2 separate regions of the Homo sapiens genome follow, and region 2 is linked to region 1. Evidence: chromatin loops called from intact Hi-C (ENCODE). Cell type or tissue: ovary. All regions are shown on one strand. Links, peaks and the distances in the headings refer to the core of each region. The heading gives the core; the rest is flanking DNA. Region 1 overlaps ATP6V1E2 (ATPase H+ transporting V1 subunit E2). Region 2 overlaps TMEM247 (transmembrane protein 247).

Region 1 (11,350 bases), core at 1,894-9,893:
CCCTGGTTAGCAGTGTTACCTTGAGCATGTCACTTCCCTTCTCTGGGCCTCCGTTTTCTCATCTATAAATGTGAGCTAAGAGTAGGAGAAGCTCTGGGAATGTCATAGCATTCCCAGTGGGGAACTGATGTCCGATGAATCATGCAGTGGTGACTTCATTGGTGACAGTGACCTCATTCTTTTGGCCCACAGAGTTGCCAAAACTGACTGCCAGGAATACTTAGAGCTCTGGAGCTGATCCCACTTGGTGTATATGTGGGATGGGGAGGGGGGCTATCCAGAATGCCCCCCTGTCAGCCCATGAATGCCTTAGCTGGAAGCACCAATCAGACCGCAACAGAAACCTCACTTTCCCATGAGCAAAGAAGATAATGTCCAAGTGGTAAAAAAAAAAAAAAAAAAAAAAAAAAAGTTACAGAAAAAGCTCTCAAATTTCAGGGATTGGAGATAGAAAGCACTTTGTTTCTGAGCGTCCCATAGGCTGTCTGCTTGCTTCTCTCCTTTTATTTGTGCAAATGTTGAAACAGACACAGGTCTGTGTGAGAACAGTGAAATTTCTTTTTCTTTTTCTTTCTTTTTTTTTTTTTTGAGATAGGGTCTTGCTCTGTCTCTCTGTCACTCTGTCGCTCAGGCTGGAGTGCAAAGGCATGATCTTGGCTCACTGCAACCTCTGCCTCCCTGGTTCAAGTGATTCTCCAGCCTCAGCCTCCAAGTAGCTGGGATTACAGGCATGTGCCATCATGCCTAGCTAATTTTTGTATTTTTTTGCAGAGCGGGGTTTCGCCACGTTGCCCAGGCTAGTCTCGAACTCCTGAGTTCAAAGTGATCCGCCTGCCTCAGCCTCCCAAAGTTCTGGGCTTACAGGTCACTGCATCTGGCTGAGAACAGTGAAATTCCTAATCAGCCTTCTCTTACTCTTTTTCCTGTACTCCCTCCTTCCTCTCATACTTAATTCATTCCATATTTCAATTAACAAGCATTTATTGAGGTCTGTTAGATGCCAGATTTTATTCCTGGGCTGGGGACAAAGAGCTGGAAAGCCACAGTCACTTCTAGCTAAACCATTCAAGGAACTTATTAGCAAACAGGAAAGCACTCTATAGTGTGAGCAGTGCTGTGCTAGAGAATAGAGAATAGGCTTCTGGAGGTGCAGAGGAGGCAATTAGTACATAGGTCCAGGTGTGTTGAGGAAGGATTTGCAGAAGTGATGTCATTGACCTGGGGCTTAAGAGTCTAATGGGAGTAAGGTAAGAATGCCTGGGAAAGGCCAAGAGCACTGCATCAAAGCAAGAAGGAACAGCACACAACTTCCTGGGAATGGTGAGGCATGTAAGGTGGACAGAGTGCATGATTAGTGGTGCTGGGGAACTGGTTTGTATTTAATTGGGAACCATATAATGCAGGCAGTCCATGAGCTTCTGAAAGCCATATGAAGAATGCAGGGTCTGGCATGGGTTGGGCAGTCTCCACTGTACAAAGGCCAAAGGCCAGGGCCAATGGGGCCACTGAGGAAGAAATCTGACCCACACGCTTACTACAAAGGCATGGTCCCAGCTCAAGGCTGCGTTCATTGCAAGAAGGGCACTTTTTTCTTACCACAAATGTGACTTCTGTTTGTCAAACCCTGTGCCCATAGGGGTGCATCCACTCAGAGGGGAACCTTGGTCTATGTAGCAAAAGATGAAGGCACTGTCTAGGCAAGCAGTGGTTCTGGGAGCGAGGATGTAATGAAGGGAATAAACACAAATTTCTAGAGCATCTGCTGTATACTGTATCCAGTTATGGTCCCGGGTATTTGGTGCTCATTGATATAGGACATCTTATTTCATCCCCCAAACAACCTTGTAAACTTTGTAGAGAGTATCTATTGGTTTGTCTATCCAGAACAGCACCATTTGCTTCTGCTAAATGTTTTTATAATGTAATCTCTGTAATCTTGGAAGCTGCCGTCTTCTTATACATCCTGCCCCTGGTACCTGTTGATCCCTAGGTGGACACCTGATTCAAGATGGGACAATTAGAACTCTTTCCTGAATTTTTTTTTGTGTGTGTTTTTGAGACAGAGTCTCACTCTGTCACCCAGGCTGGAATGCAGTGGTGCAGTCTCAGCTCACTATAGCCTCAACCTCCCAGGCTCAAGCAATTCTCTCACCTCAGCCTCCCAAGAAGCTGGGATTATAGGCATGAGCCACCAAGCCTTGCCTGAGAATTTTGAATTTGGGATTCACAGCAGGAGTTTCTCCTCTTTTGCTAACTAAACTGAGCGATGTGAGCCTGGAAGCTGTAGGTCATTTATGTTTCAGCCATTCACAAAGTAGCCAGTCCAAGGAAATATAGCTAAAGTGCAGAGAGAAGCAAAGAGAGAGAGAGAACACCACCACCACCACCACCACCACTACTCCCCCATCACAAAGGGCAGAGAGTAAACAGGCCATCTGTGAGTTACTAATTTGCATCACCCCCGAGATCCTGTTGCACAACTGTTCTCTGATTTGTCATTTGAGTTAATAAATCTTCCCCTTTTTTTTTTGCCCAGTGAGTAGGGGTTAGTTTTCTGTAACTGGTAACCAAAGGAATCCTATTATAATATTATATCTATAGTTCACATTAGATGATGAGATTAAGAAGCTTGCCCCAGATCACACAGCTGGTAAGTGGCAGAGCTAGGTTTCAAAATCATCTCTCTTCAAAGCTAATGCATTTGCCATATTCCACATTGACAAGGTATCAAAAGTTTTTGAGTAAAAAAATGACAAGCTTGGACCTGTCATTTGGGAAGGTCACTCTGAGACTCATAGAAAATGGATTTGGAAAGGATAAGGGTGAAGGCAGAAAGAGCCAGGAGGAGACAGATCACAACAGTCTGACCCAAGCATGGCAGTGAACATGAAGAGGAGGCAGTGGGTTTCAGGGAGATTTGGATGATGGAATCCACAGGGCTTGGTAGCAGTGTGGGGATGTGGGGATGACAGAGGAGGCGAGAGAGAACAAGGTTTTTACGATAACTCTGAGGCATCTACATTATGATTTCATCTACTTTTTTTTTTCTTTTTAATGTCCTCTGTTGTTATCTTCCCACTTCTTCTTTGGACTTCTTCCTTGCTTTTTGAGCCTTTCCATCTCCGATTGTTTCCTAACCACGCAACTGACTGTCTAAATCAAGCTGAGATTAGAACTCTAGAGGACAGTATGTTCTAAAACACATTCATTTGCATCATTTTGTGTGTTCCCTCATGTCTGCTTAGGAAATGGAAAAATGGACTCCAAGGGATCATTTGGTGTTGTGGCTAGGATGCTTTAGGTTGCAAGTCATAGAAAATTCAACTCGAACCAGCTTCAGCAATGAGGGAAGTGTATGGACTTCTGTTATGGAAAAATCCAGAAGCAGTCCAAGCTTCAGGCATGAATTGATCAGAACTCTTTTTTTTTTTTTCTGCACATCTCTCAGTTTTTCTTCTTCTCTATGAGTCAACTTTCTACTCAGCATACCTTCTTTCCTGGAAGCAAAATGGTTGCACCAAGTCCAGGCATCACCATCCATATACCATGTTTTCCAGAAGGAAAGAGAGCTTCTCTTGACCCACTCATTGAACAAAGTCTTGAACTTCTTCTGATTAGCTCAACTTAGTTCATCCCTGAACCAGTCATGGTGGGTAGTAAACTGTCAGGTGACTGTTGCCTTAGGCCTGGGCTACTGTCCATCCCTAAAACCATCACTATGGCAAGGAGTTGGGACTATCCTAATTGGGCATATCAGCCCTGCCCCCACAGGGGCTGGGGTTTCACACCTACCCAGGTTCTGTGGTTTCTGCACAGTGGGTGACAAGTCTGGGGGAATGCATGCTGAGGAGGCAACCAGCAATATACATCTACATTATTGCCTAAGGGTCAACGTTCCTAGGCCTTCCCCTGGCTACACTGGAAATAAAGAATTTTAGGAGAGGCCAGGCAAAGTGGCTTATACCTGTAATCCCAGCACTTTGGGAGGCCGAGATGGGAGGATCAGTTGAGGTCAGGAGTTTGAGACCAGCCTGGCCAACATGGTGAAACCCCATCTCCGCTAAAAATACAAAAATTAGCCAGGCGTGGTGGCGGGTGCCTGTAATCCCAGCTACTCGGGAGGCTGAGGCAGGAGAATCACTTGAAACGGGAGGCAGAGGTTGCAATGAGCTGAGATGGTGCCACTGCACTCCAGGCTGGGCGCCAGAGCAAGACACTGTCTCAAAAAAAAAAAAAAGAAGTTTAGGAGAGAGGCAAATGTTAAGAGGAGAGGAAGATGAGATGGCTCCAAATCTAATCTGTGATTTGTTCCAAATTTCAGGTGGATTGTCAATACAGGAGTCCATACTGACTGAATCCCTAATTTTGGCCTGTATTCTTCTCCCTCTGTGAACCATCTTCTTAGAAGTCACTGGTAAGGAGATAAAATGATGGGCATTCTTTAACACTGGTGCTGCCCTGCTGTTATGTTATGCTTCTTCCCACCACAATGCCCAGAATCCTCACACTGCAGCCTCTTCACTCCCCAGGGTGCCTGTTGGCCTTCCCTGCAGCATCCTGCCACATGCCCTACCTACCCCTATCCCTATTTTTCTCCCTGCCACTAAAACCTCCCATTGGCACCCTCTTCTCTTTGCACTCCAGTGTAGGTACACTGCAATGAGTTAAACACCACAGCAATTTCTTAAAGGTCACTGGTTCCTAATGATCACGCTGATAAATAAATCCAGTAGGATTGGTTTGCCTGGTTTTCATTCCCAGTTAGAATGTACATAGATCTCTTTTTCTAGTTGATTACATACCAGAAACTCAGAAGAATGGCCCAGCCTCTGAGAACTTCGGCTCAAGCGCTCTTAATGTTTTGCCATTTTCATTTCTAACTGTTTTCTGCTGCAACCTAAGGTCAGGAGACTAGTCATTGTGACTGATGGCATCACCACCCATTGCTGAACTATAGGAAAGGACATTTCCTTAGAGGTTGCTGGTATGGAATACTCATATGATTTAGGAGTGGTCTCCTCTCATAGGCTCCAAAGGAGGCTAGATCACAGATCCCTCCTCCAAAAATGAAATTAATGATTTTATTTTATGTTTCAGAACCAAGAGTGCCAGAAAACCATCCCAAGACTCACACAGAGTTGTTCTTCCATAGTGGATGTTTTGGCCACTGGACATCAGAACCACATTTTGGGTTTGAAGAATCTTCTACATGGTGAGCCTTGGTGGGAAGAAAAGAATATCCCTTCCTTATAGAAGCTGAAATTACAGACTCTTGCTTTCCTTGTCAGACTTAAAAGCTAGTGTAGCCAGAGTTAAATACAGGGCACATTGTCTCTGGAGGCTGCAGCTTTAGTGGTGGGTACACAGTTCAGTTCCTGACCCAGGAAGTGGCACATCAGGGCAGGCAGTGGTGTTGGTTGTGGTATAATTGAGTTCCTGGTTCAGAAGTGACAACTGTACACATGAGTTGTCTAGGGTTTGGTGAAAGCAATGGTATTGAAAGTGGTTTTCTCATCAAATTAGTTCCTGAGTCATGTGTCGGACACTGTTTCTATCTTGAGCAGCTTCTCTAGCCTTTCTAAATCCTGTGACCTGCCTGTGATCCTTTTAAGATTTCTTTCTGTTTAATCAGCCACAAACAGCTTCTGTTGCTTGCAACCCAGGCTCCTGAGAAGAGACTGGAGAAGCAGATCACTTTATTAATGTGCTTCATGTAGAGGGAGTAGAGATTTCCACCTCTACCATACCCAAATAACTGGTATTGGCTGTACCTTTCTAATGTGAGCAACTTTAAAATTGAACAGAATATATGAAACCTCTCTTTTCAGACATTGAACAGCATGTAGCACAGCACCGTGATTCCTGAAAGTAGGGAACAAATGGGGCAAACCCTATCACTCTAACTTTCTGCTGAAAAATGCTGTCTAAATTGCAGCACAATGAGGGGGAACCCAAGCAGAGCATAGTGGTCTTGCTGAGTTGAGGAGATAGTTGAGCAGACTTTTCAAGGCAGAGTATCAGAAAGGAGAGAATATAACAGCAAAACAGGCTCCTGGAATCCCTGTGAATCTGTTGCTGAATACTAAGCTGCACATGCATAAGGTGAAACTTCACAGTGCGATGCAAAGAACTACTGCGGAGCTGTGAGCTGATTGGTTCCCAGGGCTCACTGGGCAATGTTTGAGTTTCAACTCGCCAATGTGAAGAAACCTTGCTGACTGTCCAGGGAATTCAGTAGAAATCCCAAAAGGGTAAGGCATTAGGAGAAGGGCTAACTAAGCCGAAAAGTGAGGTAACTCTAGACTTCCTCCAACAAGGTTTAGAAAGCAGCCTCAAAAAGAGGAAGTTCATCCGCTACTACCGTAACTGCCAGCCAAAACAAATTTTACCATTTTTAAAACAACAAAATACAGACATTTAACAACATTAAATTCAGAATGTTAAAAATACTAGATATGCAAATAAGTAGGCAAATAGAACCCAAAATCAGGAGAAAAATCATTTAATAGAAACAAACCCCAAAATGACAGAGATAATAACGTTAGCAGACAAGGACTTAAAAAATTAAAATAAAACAAGGATTTAAAGGAAAACATGAACATAGTGAAGAAAAAACTGGAAGATATAGAAAATAACCAAATGGAACTTCTGGAGCTAAAAAATACAACACCTGTAATGAATAATTCAGTGGCTGAACTTAACAGTAGGTTAGACATTGTGGAATGAAATATCTGTGACACTGAAGACATAGCAATAGAAACTGTCCCAATTAAAGCAGAGAGAAAGGAAACAAAAGAAACACAGAAACACAGAGCCTCAGTCACCTTAAGATGATATTAAAAACTGGAGTCCTCGAAAAGGATTAACGGTGATGATTTGAAGGCCAAAAACAAGTCCCAAATTTCATGAAAATTGTAAACGTATAGCGCCAAGAAGCTCAACAAATCCAAAGTAGGAGAAAAACAAAGCAAACCATATCAAGCGAGGCACTTTGTAATTAAATCACTGAAAACCAGTAATAAGTAGAAAAAAATTAAAAGCAGAAAGAGAAAAAAAGACACATTTTATACAGGGAACAAAGACAGATATAATTGCAGACTTCTCTTCAGAAATAATGCAAACTAGAACTTAATGAAATCGCGTCTTTAAAGTGATAAAAGAAAAAGAAAGCACTGTCAATCTAGAATTCTATATCCACCAGAAATATTCTGTAAAATTGAAGGTAAAATAAATGTTTGTCAGACAACAAAAGGCTTAAAGTTTTTTTTAAACCAGAAGATCTTCAATACAAGAAATACAAAATAAAGTTCCCGAGGCAGAAAAAACATGGTACCACATGAAACCACTGACCTACACAAAGAAATGAAGAGCACCAGAAATGGTAAATATATGGGTAAATATGAGACATTTCTTTCTCTGTTACAAAATTCCTTTAAAACATAATTGACCTTGGCCGGGTATGGTGGCTCACACCTGTAATCCCAGAACTTTTGGAGGCTGAGGCAGGTATATTGCTTGAGCTGGAGAGTTTAAGACCAGCCTAGGCAACATGGCAAAACCCCATCTCTACAAAAAATACAAAAATATAGTTGGGTGTGGTGGCACACTCCTATAGTCCCAGCTACTCAGGTGGCTGAGGTGGAAAGATCACTTGAGCCCAGGAGTTCAAGGCTGCATGAGCTGAGATCATGCCACTGCACTCCAGTCTGAGTGATAGAGCCAGACCATGTCTCAAAAAAACAAAACAAAACAAAAAAACCCCAAACCATTCTATCTATCTATCTATCTATCTATCTATCTATCTATCTATCTATCTATCTACACATACATGCACACACTATATATGATATAACATTATATATAATGTTAGATATATAATATGTTAGGTATATAATATAACATTAGATATATAATATAATGTTAGATATATAATGTTAGATATATATATATAATTAAAAAAATAAAAAACACAATTGACCATCTAAGGCAAAACTAATAGCAGTATATTACATGGTTTATAACATGTAGAAATAGAACCTATAACAATAATAACAAAAGGGATAGAAAAACAGAAATAGAACTATATTCTTATAAAATCCTTACATTGCGCATTAAATGATATAGTGTTATCTGAAGGTTGTCTTAGTCTCTTCCTGCTGTCATAGCAATCTACCATAGACTGGGTCATTCATAAATAATAAAAGTTCATTTCTCTTAGTTCTAGAGGCTGGGAAGTCTAAGATCAAGGAATCAGCAGATTTGGCATCTGGTGAGGGCTCACGCTCTGCTTCCAAGATGGCATTTTGTTGCTGCATGCTCCAGAGGGAAAGGAACAAACACTATGACCTCACATGGTAGAAGGGAAAAGGGGGTTAAAACAAACAACAAAAAACTCTTAAGCCCTTTTATAAGGGCACTAATCCCATCCATGAGGGCTCTCCCCTTCCAAATTACCTCCCAAAGTTTCCACCTCTTAATACTATCACCTTGGGGTTTAAGTTCCAACATAAATTTTGGAAGGACACATACATTCAAACTATAACAAAGGTAGACTAAGAAAACTTAAAGATGCATGTTGTAAAACCTAGAGCAATCACTATAAATAAATAAATACATACATAAATACATAAATAAAGCAAAGAGGTCTTTTTAATAAGCCAACAGTAAAGACAAAGTGGAATACCAAAAAAAAAAAAAAAATCAAAAAGGAAGTCAGGAGGGTGCCAAGATCATTCAATGGTCTTAGGAAAACAGTAGTCTCTTCAATAAATGGTGATGAGACAAACTAGATATCCACAAGCAAAAGAATGAGTCTGGATCTTTCCCTCTCAACATATACAGACATTTACTCAAAATGAATTGACAACCAAAAGACATGAGCTAAGACCATAAACTTTTAGGAGAAAACCTAGGGATAGATCAACAGTTTCTTATATATGATGTCAAAAGCATAACAACAAAAGTAAAACCAAAACTGGACTTCATAAAAATTACAAAACTTTTCTGCTTCAAAGGACATTATCAAGAAAGTGAAAAGACAGCATACAGAATGAGAGAAAATACTTACAAATTAAATAGCTCATAAGACTCTAGCATCCAGAATGTATAAAGTTCTCTTATCATTCAACAATAAAATGACAAATAGTTTATTTTTTTAAAGGGGCAAAAGACTTGAACAGACATTTCTCCAAACAAGATATAAATCACCAACAAGCACATGAAAAGGTATTCAACATCATTAGTAGTTAGTCATTAGGTAAATGTAAATAAAAACCTCAATGAGGTACCCCTTTACACCCACTAGGATGGCTATAATTAGGGGTGGGGGAAGGAAAATAAGTGTTGGTGAAGATGTGAAGAAATTGGAACCCTTTAGATTGCTGGTGGGAACGTAAAATGGTTCAACCTCTGGAAAACAGTTCGAAGGTCTTTGAAAAAGTTAATTATAGAATTACAATATGACCCAGCAATTCTAGAGCTAGGTATATATCCAAAAGAATTGAAAACACATCCTCAAATAAATACATGTGCATACCATGTTCACAGTGGCACTATTCCCAGTAGCCAAAAGGTGAAGACAGCTCAAATGTTTATCAACTGGTGAATGGATAAATTGTGGTATATGGATACAGTGGAATATTATTGAGCCATAAAAAGTAATGAAGTACTGACAGCTGCTACAATGTGGATGAATCTCAAAAACGTTATGCTAAGTGAAAGTAGCCAGACACAAAATGCTATATGTTGTATGTTTCCATTTACATGAAATATCCAGAACAGGTAAATTCATAGACAGAATGTAAGTTGGTGGTTGCTATGGGCTGGGGATGGTAGGGTTTGAAGGGAAAATGAGGAGCAACTGCTTAATGAATATGAGGTTTCCTTTTGGAGTGATAAAAGTGTTTTGAAGCTAGATAGAGGCAATGGTTGTACAACCTTGTGAATGTAATAAATGCTACTGAAATATTACTTTAAATTCACCTCAATTTCAAAAAACGTATTCACCAACCAAGAGAAAAAAAGTCAGGTAATATGGTTTGGCTGTGTCCTCACCCAAATCTCATCTTGAATTGTAGCTCCCATAATTCCCACGTGCCACGGGAGGGGCCCGGTGGGAAGTAACTGAATCATGGGCTTGGGTTTTTCCTGTGCTGTTCTTGCGCTAGTGAATAAGTCTCATGAGATCTGATGGTTTTACAAAGGGGAGTTCCCCTGTACAAGCTTTCTCTTGCCTGCTGCCATGTAAGACGTGTCTTGCTTCCCCTTTGCTTTCTGCCATGATTGTAAGGCCTCCCCAGACATGCTGAACTGTGAGTCAATGAAACCTCTTTCCTTTATATATTACCCAGTCCTGGTTATGTCTTTATTCGCAGTGTGAGAACAAACTAATACATCAGGAAAAGAGGAAAAAAGGAAGAAAGAATAGCTGGTTACAATGGAAAACAAATAGCAAGATAAAAGACTTAAATCCAGCCATACTGATAATTATATCATATATAATAACACTTGAGGAGAGTGCAGGGCAGGTGGCCAGGGAAAGCGGGTAATAATGAGAACCTTTGTGTTTGAAGACCTAAATGACAAACTGTTTGACCTCTGAAATGAATATTGGAGAAGGGAGGAGGATGATGGTTCTTGGTTCCTGAGAGGTGGATGCCTGACCTACCCTGAGATAGTGGCAGAATTGGGGGCATGACCACCCCACCCACCACCATCATCCCTTTACTGTGCACAGGCCTGAACCTCTTCTCAGCTTCTGTTCAGCCCAGTGCTTCTCTCCTGGCGCCATCCTGGTGTCTCACATGCTGTAGGGACCAGGGAATCCTGGGGCTGGAAGAGGAGAGGGCTCTGTATGTAGGTGGTAGGAGACTGAGCTGCATTCTGGAGATGTGCAGTTGTGGCCTGAATTGAGTGATCCTGAGACCTTCAGTTAAAGGTGGGAATTTCCAGCAGATGCCTTACAGTCAGGGATATCCTTCAACCCCCTTTGCAACAATGTAACAGGACAGGTTATAAATATACTGAAATAATTTCTTTCTGGTTCGAAAACATTTCCTACCCTGAGCTCCCTGAGTGCCCTGATCAGGCCACTGCATCACCCTGACGTTCATCATCTTTGTACCCCCATCTCCTTCAACTCGAAGAAGGTTGCAAATTCCTAAGATTGTTGAGAGTCTATTGGGGAAACTACTTCCTCACCACCCAAATCATTCATCCATGGGTTCAATAAATTGTTATTATTATTATTATCATCATCATCATCATCATTAAAGACAGATGTCACTCTGTTACCCAGGCTGGAGTGCAGTGGCACAATCACGGCTCACTGCAGCCTCAAATGCCTGGGCTC
Region 2 (11,350 bases), core at 1,793-9,792, 45 kb after region 1:
TCAGCCAGGCCCTGCTGCCACTTCCTTTGGCACCATCATCAAGCCCTTCGTGGTGCTAGAGGAGGGCTGTTTTCTCTCAAGAAGTGGGGAAATGGCTCCCTTCCCTGAAGACGGGCACACGTGCTTACATATGTTCCAATGGCTCTGCTTCTCTACATCTCCCTCAGACTCCCTTGGTTAGGTTCATGAATACATCTTTCTTTATAGAACAGGCTGGGCACAGATGCCATGGTATCTCCTATGTTAGCTGTTGCTGAGCTGAGGTGCCAAGTCATATAACGAGAAAGCCCTTGCAGGATTCAGAATTCTTGGTTGTGAGTGAGAGAAACCCAATTCAAATCAGTTAACAGCAAAAATGGAAGCTGAAAGGTCTAGGGATAGCTCTTATCTCAGGTGGATCCAGGGACCCAAATCATGTCATCAAGAAATCACTTTCTCTCTCCCTCCTTCTCCATCTGTCTTCCCATATCTTGGCTCTGCTTTTCTCCATATCGATTTTATTCTCAGGTAGGCTTTCCCCAAGTGGAACAAGATGACCAACAGCATCTCTGGACACATAGTCTACCAGCTTAGTAGCCAATGGAATAAGAGCTCATCTTTCCAAGAGTTTCGGCAAAACATCCAGGTTTGAAACTCATTGGTCAGGCTTGGGTCATGTGTCCACATATTAACCAGTCATTTTGGCCAGAAGATGGAATACCCTGGTTGGCCAGATCTGGGTCCTGGGCCTACCCCTTGACTAGACGTCAGTTAACCTGAACCTCATGGACTAAGATTGAGGAAGAGGGAGTGGCCCAAAAGAAAATCAAGGGGAAATAAATGCCGGACACACGCAGCAGATGTTACTGGAACCATCCTATGAACTGTCCTGTCTAGGGTCTGCCCCACCAGTTTATCATGCATATCTAGGTAGGCCTGAGCCCTAGTAGTGGACATTCTTAGGCTGAAGCCGGGATCCCGTTAAATACTTATCGTTACATACATGTCGTTACATATGATAAATCAATTCCTTATGAGACCCTAGAAATTGATAGCCCAGATATTCCCCCTCTTAATGAGGGTTTATCATTGAACACGAACAAAGCCTTAGTATAAGCAATGTTGCCCTAATGGTGGAATCATGGGCTTTACGGAAGCACGTTGGAGAAAATATTTTGAATCCAAGAGGCCTTTTGGAGACAGAGGCTCAGTAAGTAGGTACCCATTCATCCATCACATCCATGTTTAGGATCTAAATGTCCTTAATTTCATAGTAATTTATTCATGCCAGGAATGAGCAGAGAATCAGGATGGGGGAAGTATCAGAGGGGCCAAGAAATCATAGACAAGGGTGTCCGGGTAAAGAAGACTTTGTTATAGGCAGCAGCACAACATAGCTCTTCTCTGACATCCCCCTCACTCTTTCTTCCCATCCCTGTTCCTTTGTCACCATGGAAACCAATGATGCTCCCTCCTTCTCCTCCCCTCTCTGCTCACTCGGGTCCCCAGGCCCCACTGCTCTTTGTCTGACTGGCTTCACACCGCGGTTGCCAGCCTCTTTGCAAACACTGAGCCTGGGCATGCAGCTTCACCTTCTTTTCACCCTCCACCCCGCCACCCTCTCCCGCCTCATTTTCCTGCTCCCAGGCTTCTGTTTCATGCCTTCCTTAATCTTGATCCAGGCTTTAGTGAAATTGCCATCTTTCTTCAAGAAGTTGTATGAAAATTAGATTTTTGCCACTCTAACCTGATTTGAAATGCATTAAGAGATCTGTCTTTTGAAACACCTCAAGGTGAGGCAATTTGTGAAGGGAAGAAGCATCCCTTACTGCGGCTTCTGTGCTTAAACATTGTTAGAGAGTGAATCACATTCTATTTTTGTACTAGGAGTGTCTTCTGTTTAACGAAATCCCCCAGCGTGTCTCTGAGTGAAACAGAGACTTTATCATAAAGGAAATAACACTTCGAGTTCAGAGATTGTGAGCTGTTGGCCCCGTGGACTTTTGTTAGGTCTGTATAGTGGCTAAAGAAAATTGAACCAACATTTAAAAATCAGCAGGTATCACATAAAAGTCTGGATTTCTGGCTGCCCTTGAGTTGGACATGGGGCATGTATCTCCACATGGTGAAGATGGGAAGGAGGGAAAAAGGAGTAGAGGCTTCCTGCTTTACGGCTTCTTCCTTTCCAGTCAGCTATGCCTGGCCAGCTTCCCACTTTTATCTGGCCCACCTGGGCCCTCCTGGCATCTGAGCTTCTGACCCTGGCCCTAATTGATCTGTTTTTGTTTGTTTGTTTTTGTTTTTGAGATGGAGTCTTGCTCTGTCACCCAGGCTGGAGTGCAGTGGCACGATCTCGGCTCACTGCAACCTCCACCTACTGGGTTCAAACAATTCTCCTGCCTCAGCCTCCCGAGTAGCTGGGATTACAGGCGCATGCCACCATGCCAGGCCAATTTTTGTACTTTTAGTAGAGATGAGGTTTTGCCATGTTGGTCAGGCTGGTCTTGAACTCCTGATCTCAGGTGATCTGCCCGCCTTGGCCTCCCAAAGTACTGGGATTACAGGCATGAGCCACCATGCTCAGTTTCCTAACTGATCTGTTTTGAGAACAAGGATTCTCCCACAGTGCATAGAGTTTGCTTAAGGGCAGTCATCTGGAGTTCTTTTGAAGTTGGCCTGATACCTGAGAGCAGGTGAGCTTTCTACCAACTACTGTGCTTCCAGAGTCTTCCAATCATTGTTTTCTTGGAACCCACTCAGGCTAGCTCAAATATTATGGGCTTTATGTATGTGAGGCTATGGAGATTGCTCAGAAGTGAAAGTCAGCCTGAGTGAACTGTATAGGGTTTCTCTCTTACCCAACCACCTCCCTCTTCTTTCTTATACCTACTCCTGTCTCAGAGTGGACATACCAACCTGGTCTTCAGAAAAAGAGCCAGGCATAGCAGATTGAAGAGGGAAGACCCCAGGCTGCCAGTTACAGACTGACTCTCCCGTCTTAGGGGACCTAGGAGAGGACATGGGGTGGGATCCAGAGGGAGTTACCGAGGCCTTTGAGTATAGATCTGCTGCCACTCATGAAATGGCAGGTGTGTGGGTCAGGTGGGCCAGTGAGTGAGGCCTTACATCTGTCCCCTCTCAAAGACATTTTCCTCCTTAGCGCTTGGTGAGGGAAGTGTGGGAACACAGGAGGGCAAGGCTGCAGTGAGCCGAGATTGCGCCACTGCACTCCAGCACCGGTGACAGAGCGAGACCCTGTCTCAAAAAAACAGAACAAAACAAACAAAAAAGAAACACGGGAACAGTTAGAATAAAAGGGTAGATTCATAAGCAGAAAAACTCTGGAGCCACTACCCCAGCTACACATATCTAGAGAGATATACAGGGGGCCACACAATGCCATCTGAAATGGAGTAGCAGTTCTCTTCCCATGTTATCAAACCAGCTCGGAACCTTTGTTCACAAACCTAAATGAATGAGACGCAGCACGGTTCTTTGTTTTCTTCCAATCATCTTTCAGCTCCTTGCCACACTTGGTCTCTGGTACCTCCTGGCTGAGCAAGCTTGGGCAATTCCTGAACCTCTCGGAGTCTGATTTCTCATCAGCAAAGTGGGCGTCATGGGCTGAATTATCTCCCCTCAAAATTCAAGTGTTGAAGTCCTAACCCCCGAAACCTCAGAATGTGACCTCATCTGGAGATAGGGGCTTTAGACTACGTACTGGGTACAGTGTACACTGCTCGGGTGATGGGTGCACCAAAATCTCAGAGATCACCACTATAGAACTTATCCATGTAATCAAAAACCACCTGTACCCCAAAAACTATTGAAATCAAAAAAAGAAGTCATGGCGTTAAAATGAGGGCTTAATCCAATCTGACTGGTGTCCTTGGAAGAGGAAATTTGGACATTCAGAGAGACACCAGGGATGCACACAGAGAGGAAGACCACGTGGGGATGCAGTGAGAAGGCAGCAGCCATCTGCAAGCCGAGAGAGGCCTCAGAGGAAACCAAACCTGCCAACACCTTGATCTTGGACTTTCAACTTCCAGAACTGTGGACAAATGAGCATCTGTTGCTGAAGCCACCCAGTTTGTGGTATTTTGTTAGAGCAGCCTGGGCAGATTAATCTAGTGCGTACCAGTGCTCCTTCATGGAGGGCTATGGGATAAAATAGATGACATGAGAGTGTTGGACAGGGTACAATACATCCTAGGTATTCGGCAAGGGTGAGCTTCCTTTTCAAGAAGCCGTCACAGAATGCTTTAGCTCACAGAGCCTTTCTCAGATCGTCTCTTACACTCCTTCTGTTTATTTGATTGATCAATCATTGCTCCTTAATCACTGATTGAGCTCTGTGGTCTGGTTGTTGAACCCTGGCAATGGGTGGTCTGTGCAGCCACACTATTTGCTGCTCTTGCACTTCCAAGACCTGAAGCTAGAGCTGGTGCTCAGAGAAGAGCTGCCCCATGGTAGCAAGTGTCTGTCACTGGCTCTTTCTGGGGCAGAGGGAAGCTCCTGAAACCCTGCCCTCCCCACCTCCTCCACCAAGGGTCCCCCTGCTCAGCACTTTCTGCATGGCTTCCTGGTGGCTGTCTTCCAAGGCCTGCTTTCTGCCCCAGGACCTTACAAAGGCTGCTTTGATGAAAAGTTTGAGGCAAAGTGACTGTGTCATTTGATACAAGAGGCTCAAGGGGGTAAAAAGTGTAGCTTTCTTCTATTTTTGGATTTTCTAGCCCAGCGGAGAATGATCAGCTGAATGGGACTGGGGCGGAAGCCAGGAGCAGAGGGAGGAAATGCACCCAAGCTGGAGAGCCCCTGTGATTAGCAGCTGGAAGCCTAGAGCGTGACCTGCTTGTGAAGAGGCGCCTCTGCAGGCAGACTCTGCGCCCAGAGCTGGAAGGCATGCAGGGGCCACTTGCCCTGGGGCCACCAGACTCCTTCCTCCAATGGCCTGCTCCAACGGTCCCTGCCCCTGCAAAATGCACAGAGCCTGCTCCCTCCCTCCCTCCTGTTGATGGAGTACAGGCCAAGGATAGTCACTCTCTGGGTGAGATTTGAGAGGCACCACAAAAGCCCCTTAACCCTGGGGTCTCCGTCATCCACCGCCAGGGCAGTGGCACAGGGCCCTGCTCTCAGTGGGGGCTCTCCACATGGCTTAATGCTCTGCTGTCACCGTCGTGGAATTCATGATGGGACACTGCATTGTCCTCTTGCACTGGGCCCACAAATTCAGGAGCCGGACCTCCCCACCTCTCCCAGTTCTTGAAATTCAGGTTAGCAGTCACTTCCCTTCCCTGCTCTGGCTGATACCTCTCATCTGTGTAGCTTCTTATTCACCACCAGCCTCCACCTTGTTATCTCACTAATTGTCACTATAACCCTGTGAGGGACTGACATCTCTCTGACTCGTGGCCCTTTGTAGGATTTGCCCCACGAGCTCAGGCCTTTTGATGCCACCCCTTTGCTCTCTTTGAGGAACAAAAATGCCTACCTCCTGAAGCTATCTGTAATCCCCTCCTACTTAAGTGTAAGAAATTTGCAAGTCCGAAACCCATCCTCCACTTCACTCTTAAGAGCCTAAAAAGCCCTCTGAGGGCGCTTAATAAATACTAACTAATGAACCTGCAGCTGCTGCTCCTTTGGCTAATTAAATCTAAGTAAATCACAGACTTTGAATTATGCAACAAGGCTTGGCCAAAACAGCTTAAAAATGTGGGAGCCCTAGCTTTTCTGCTGTGCCCTGTGGAAAAATCCCATCTTTTAATCATGCTTAACCTTCCTGAAGAACAGCAGCAACCTTTAAATAATGAATGAACGTATATTAGCAAGATTTCCCCAAAGCTACACGTGGGAGTCAGATCAAAAAAGGGACAGAAGCAGACACAGGCCTGAGGGCATTCTGGAACTTTCTGCTCAGCCCTGGCCTGCAGGGTGAAATCATTTGGTTCCCCAGAAGCCCAGAGCATGAACTGGTGAAAGGGAGGAGGGGCAGATATGCTGCCACAGGCTCAGCTTCCTGATGTGGCACAGTAAGCTCCTGCCACCCCTAGCCTGCGGCAGAGGTTAATGGAAACCCCATAGCACTTCTGAAGGGCTGTGCACTCGGTTGTTCTCCCTCTCATTCCCCCTAGAAGACCCTCCTGGCCAAGAGCATTGTCTTCATAAAGAGAACAGATTTTGTTTTTTTTTTTTTTTTCTGGTAGGGTCTTGCTCTGTCCCCCAGGCTGGAGTGCAGTGGCACGATCACAGCTCACTGCAGCCTCAACCTCCCAGGCTCAAGTGATCCTCCCTTGTTAGCCTTCCCAGTAGCTGGGACAGCAGGTGCATGCCACCGTACCTGGCTTTTTTTTTTTTGGAGATATGGGATCTCCCTATGTTGCCTTGCCTAGTCTTGAGCTCTTGGGCTCCTGCCTCGGCCTCCCAAATGGCCGAGATTACAGACGTGAGCCACCGCGCTAGCCCAGGACAGACCAGGACAGATTGCATTGAGTCTCATCACCTATAACAGGCTTCCCAGACTTTAAGATGCATATGAATTGCTGGGGGCTGGTGGGTACTGTCAAACCACATCTGCTTCAGTGGGTCTGGGGCAGGGTCTGGGATGCTGCATTTCTAAGACGCCGATGCTGCTGATCCACAGATCACACATTGAAGAGCAAGGATTTAGGTCTTTCAACCCTGATTGCTTATTAGAATCAACTGGGGCACTTGTAAGGCTAACAAATCATCTCTGGATGTCATCTCAGATCAATTAAATCAGAATTTCTCGAACAATCTCTAGACTTTGGTCCTTCTTTTTTCTGAGTTAGAGTCTAGATAATTTAGAGGTCGCCCAAATGAAGCCTAGAAAACTTAACTGACTTGCTTACTTACAAGTCATCTGCTAACTTGGGACTAGAAATAGACATGGCAGGAAAGTGGCCTTTGGAATCAAGGCTTAACCCTCCTGCCCCCGAGTCTCTCCAACTGTAGTCCTGTCCTTGGGCTCAGGAGGGCAGCCTACAATATTCCATTTAGGGAACAGGAGAGATTTTCCCATCTTTCTCTCCCTAAGCCTGCCTGAAACTTTACTATTAGTGCTTCATTATTTGGGCTGAAGCTTAGTGGTCCTTTGCAATGAGTGCAATCTCTTATACATAGACTTTAGCAGCTTGGTGTCCATAGGATGATCACAGTCCCCTGACTGTCTCTGGGCTCTGCTCTGTGGGATCTGGGATCAGGAAGGGAAGGGGCTCTGGAGTCCAACTTGCCTCCCCTTGCAGCTCTGCTGAGGGCACCCAGCACAGAGAGGAGTGCCCTTCCCAGTCTGCTGCCCTGATTGTGTCAGGTCATGGGCTTCAGGCAGAGGTCAGGAGGATGAAGGCAGAGTGGCTCCAGGCGTGTGGCCAGGGAAAACCATGACCTCCCTGCTGTGGTATGCAGTACTCTTCCTTAAAGCAGAGTGCAGCAGTGGCCCGGCCCAGATTGGCTACGGCTGTGCTCCATCTGATGGTTTCAACCCCATCAAGGCTTTCTGGCTCAGCAGCTCAGGAAGGGAGTGGGAGCTGGGCCTAAGGAATTAGGGATGATACACCAGTTATTTGCTTAATTCAGTATCTCCCCCCTCCACTCATACTATCAGAATTCTAATTCTGTTTGAGGCTGCAACAGTGTCCACGCAAAAACCTTACCACCTCAGACACCCTACAGATAGGTGCAGCCACATGACCTTAGTTTGACCAATGGCACGGAAGCAGAAGTCTCTGGGTGGGGCTTCCTGGGATGCTTTTAAAAGGCGGCTCCTTTTCTGACCTGGAGTAACGGACCTGGTACTTGGAGCTGCTTCAGCCAACTTGACACTGAGGCGGGAAGCCATGGGCTGAGGATAAGAGCCCTGTGGTGGTGGAGGAAGGCACCACCTGAGTCCTCTATGACTTCTGAGAGCAGTTTCACCAGCCGTGGATGGACTACCTGGGACTTCTTGGTATGTGAGCAACACAAACCTCTATTTGGTGAAGCCATTGTGGCTGGATTTCTTTTACAGCTGAAAGTAATCCTCAAACGCAGGACCTCAGAAAGTTTTTGGTCTGGAAACGGGAAGGTCCAGGCAAAAAAGCGGCCCCCAGGAATTAAAGGAGGAGGAAGGCTTTTATTTATCTGTTTTGAATTACTATTCCACTCTATAATCTTTAGTGTATTGCCTATTTCCCAAGGGATTAAGTTTATATTCCTCAGACCAATATTCAAGGCTCCCTAACACTTAGCCCCAAACCAATTTTCCAGGCCTGTTACCTTGTACACCATTCCCTGGAGCAAGAGTGACCCTTCCCTCCTGGATACACGTTACACACTCCCACCCTAATCTTCATTTGTGTGAGGTATCCCTCCTGATTTCCACCTGTTCGGGCTTACCTAGCCTTATGAGCTCGTCTTTTAAGAAGACTTCCTCTATCACCCAGGGCTCCAGGGAGCTCTTCTATGATCTCGTTTATAGCTGAGGTCTGTGTACTGATAGCTGCTTTACATTTTCATGTGTGTTAAACTCATCTCCCCAGCAAGGTTGTGAGATCCTCCCAAGGTAGGATCTTGGGAGCAGGGTAACATGGAAAGAACATGTGCTCTGGGATGATCTCAGTTAAGTCTAACGTCTCTGAACCTCGGTATCCCTGGCTGTGAAGTGGAGATGATATACATTTCTACCTGCAGGGTTTTGGTGAAGATAGCCTCCTTAGGGACTTAGGGCGCATGGTATGTTAGCATTGGTGCTGAAGAGGCGCTTGTACATTGGCTTGTTACCTGGCTGGTAACTGCTTAGCTGGGCCTTTTTCCTATCCTTTGCCTCCCTCTCTCTTCTGATTTTCTGCTTTGCATTTGAATCAGAAGATCTGTTCTAAGTTTAGGGAGTGACCATGAGTAGTTCTCATTTTCCTAGAGGGCAGATCTGAGGCTAGTGGCTTCAGTATTCAAACACAATAGGGAAGAGTAGATTTCATGCCTGTGGCTAAACATGTGGGATGAGATGCTCACTTAACCGTTCAGGGGAGTTTACTTTCTCTGAAGATTAAGAAAAATGAATGTATTTAAGTCTAGTTTTACCTGGCAACAGATGGATGGATTAAATGACCTTACGCACTTGGGTGTTTTGGTTTGTGTGTGTGTGTGTGTGTGTTTTATAAATGCCCAGTTCTGTCTGCTCTAAGAAGGTAAACAGGTGGACCTTAAACTTTTTGCTATCCTTATCTCCATCTCTCTCACCTCAACCCCATGGGGCAGAAACCCAGATCAAATAAAATGATCAGAAGAAGTGACCCATACCACAACGGCCCTTCCTTGAAAGTTTAATGAGAAATGATACTTTTATCACTTCCAAATTAAGTACCTGTCACATGCAGCTATCAATGGGATTGGATATATGGAGTTGGGTGGGAAATGAGAAGTCACCATGGACTTACATGGCATGATAATGTGTACTGACATTGAAGTCCCAAGGCAGTCATTTTTTTCACGTGATTTTACTGAGAGTCGCTCGAGAGCCCAATGAGACAGAAACTTATTCTCTTGTCACTCTTAAGGCAGAGCCCTATGCCAGAGGAGAGAAGGGGTCAGTAAAGACTTGATTAATTGCACAGCTGTGTCCAGCCTCATTCAGTTTGCCACATTATCACTAAAGTGTCCTGTGGCACAGCCAGCCATCGTGGCTGGGCTGCTGGGCTCAGAGTAGCCGACAGTCTGCAAGGAGTGTGTGTATTGAAGGGCTGAGGGGCTGGTGACTGGGGGAGTTGAACCCCTTTGTTGCATACTTGCAGGGCAGCTTCACTTTGTGCCTGACCGTGAGCCTTCTGGTGTTCAAAGTCTGTTCCTTTGGGTTGTTGTGTGTTTATTTGAGGGGCTGTAAACCTCTCTACTGTGGACAACTGTATACTTGTTTTGTATCTCTGTGTCAGTGTATTTGTTTCTGGGTTAGCCTTTCTGCATTTTTGTGAGTCTGTGTGCTTGGGTTAGTAGGTGGGTACGGGGTGGGGGTGTGTGTCAACTTTTTTTTTTTCCATGTCCAGCTTTCTAATAGAGTAGAATTAATGACGTCCTCTGGGTCTAATCAGGCACTTAATTCCTCCTTCCTTATGTCCCCTAGGAGTATGCCCTTATTTTGCCACATGCCTCACCCAGGGGATACACAGCTTAGTGATAGGGGTACCCCTTGTCCACCAGGTTCAGCTAGGCCTGTGCCAGGCTCGCTGGAGCTTCACTGCCTCTCCTTTTTGACCATATGCTGTCTGAAGGCCAGCTGTGTACAAGTCTCCTCAGGCCCAGTGCTAAATGAGTCCTGGCCAGTGGCCTGGTGATGGTATCCTGCCATGTTGGCAAGCTGGAGGGAGCTTGGGCATCTTGGCTTCAGGAGCCTAACATGGGGTGGCAGGGCTGGGCTCCCTCCGGAGGCTCTAGCAGAGAATCCTTCTGTTGCCTTTTCTGGTTTCTAGAGGCTTCCCATGTTCCCTGACCCGCAGTCCCACGTCATTCTGGCCCCTGCTTCCATGGTCACATCTCCTTTCTGACTCGCACCCTCCTGCCTCCCTTTTACAAGGGCCCTTGTGACTACCGCGGGCCTACCTGGATAATCTGGGATCATTTCCCCACTGCAAGGTCCTTAAACACAATCACATCTCAGCCTCTTTTGCCATATAAAGTATTCATGATCCTGGGGATTAGGACATGGACATCTTTGCAGAAGATGGGGGCGGGGGCTGCTCCCAAGCAAATCACAGGCTTCCCACCCCTCAGAGGTCTATGAACATGAGTAGATGTGGTGAAACCCAAGCCAGCTTGGTCATGATGTACTTCTATGGTTCTGGAAAGGTGTTCTAAACCCACCTTCCCTGCAGATATCTCCCTGACCTGCTAACATCTGAAATCGTCCTCTTGGGATAAGGCATCATGTCCACAGTGAGAACTCAGTTTCTGTATAAGGGGCATGAACGTGTTTCTTCACTCTCAGGTGTAAATGACTGACAGCAGGGCCCTTCCTAAGAGTGGATTCTGATTGGACAGAGGCACAAAGTGAAAAAAGGAGGTGCCTGGGAGGCTGGGATCATGCACGGATAACACTCTAGCATGGCAGGGGCGAGGGTTCCCAGTGAGGGAGAGAGCAAAGGCACTTGGAAGTATGACCAGAAAGTTTTAATCAAACAGAGCAAAATGGCTGCAATGCAGAATAGGTAGTGCTTGGCGAAGAGAAAGAAGACCATCTCCTTGGTGACATAGATGATGTGAATGAAGATGAAGCAGTACAGGAACATGGCAAACTGGTTCTGGGGCAGCAGGAAGTTCTGGAGGCCTCCTGAAAACTGTGGGGGAGAGAAGACAGTGGAGATGATGATGCCATTGTTGGCGC

What was found. Peaks named below come from ENCODE experiments on the same cell type or tissue, not always from the same donor. Only the 100,000 strongest peaks of a DNase experiment are listed, where the experiment ranks them.
Region 2: a loop joins it to region 1, with 1.9 times the contacts of the local background. A loop is called at or near these places in 16 of 110 quality-filtered maps.

Annotation. Positions count from the first base shown.
Region 1 is chr2:46,529,675-46,541,024 of GRCh38, reverse strand. ATP6V1E2 (ATPase H+ transporting V1 subunit E2) reads left to right here. Exons shown (of 5, transcript NM_001318063.2): 3 at 4,322-4,414; 4 at 5,098-5,212. Among named protein-coding and RNA genes, the nearest start is that of RHOQ, 7.1 kb to the left of the region's middle. In ovary, for the core only: no CTCF peak of the experiment used is centred there; no DNase peak of the experiment used is centred there.
Region 2 is chr2:46,484,197-46,495,546 of GRCh38, reverse strand. TMEM247 (transmembrane protein 247) reads right to left here. Exons shown (of 3, transcript NM_001424184.1): 3 at 11,122-11,303. The coding sequence ends at 11,122. Among named protein-coding and RNA genes, the nearest start is that of TMEM247, 10 kb to the right of the region's middle. RefSeq lists enhancers at 4,594-4,643, 4,754-4,813, 4,443-4,975, 4,834-5,133, 4,976-5,508. In ovary, for the core only: no CTCF peak of the experiment used is centred there; DNase peaks (open chromatin) are centred at 4,796, 5,990 and 7,392; H3K27ac peaks cover 315 bases.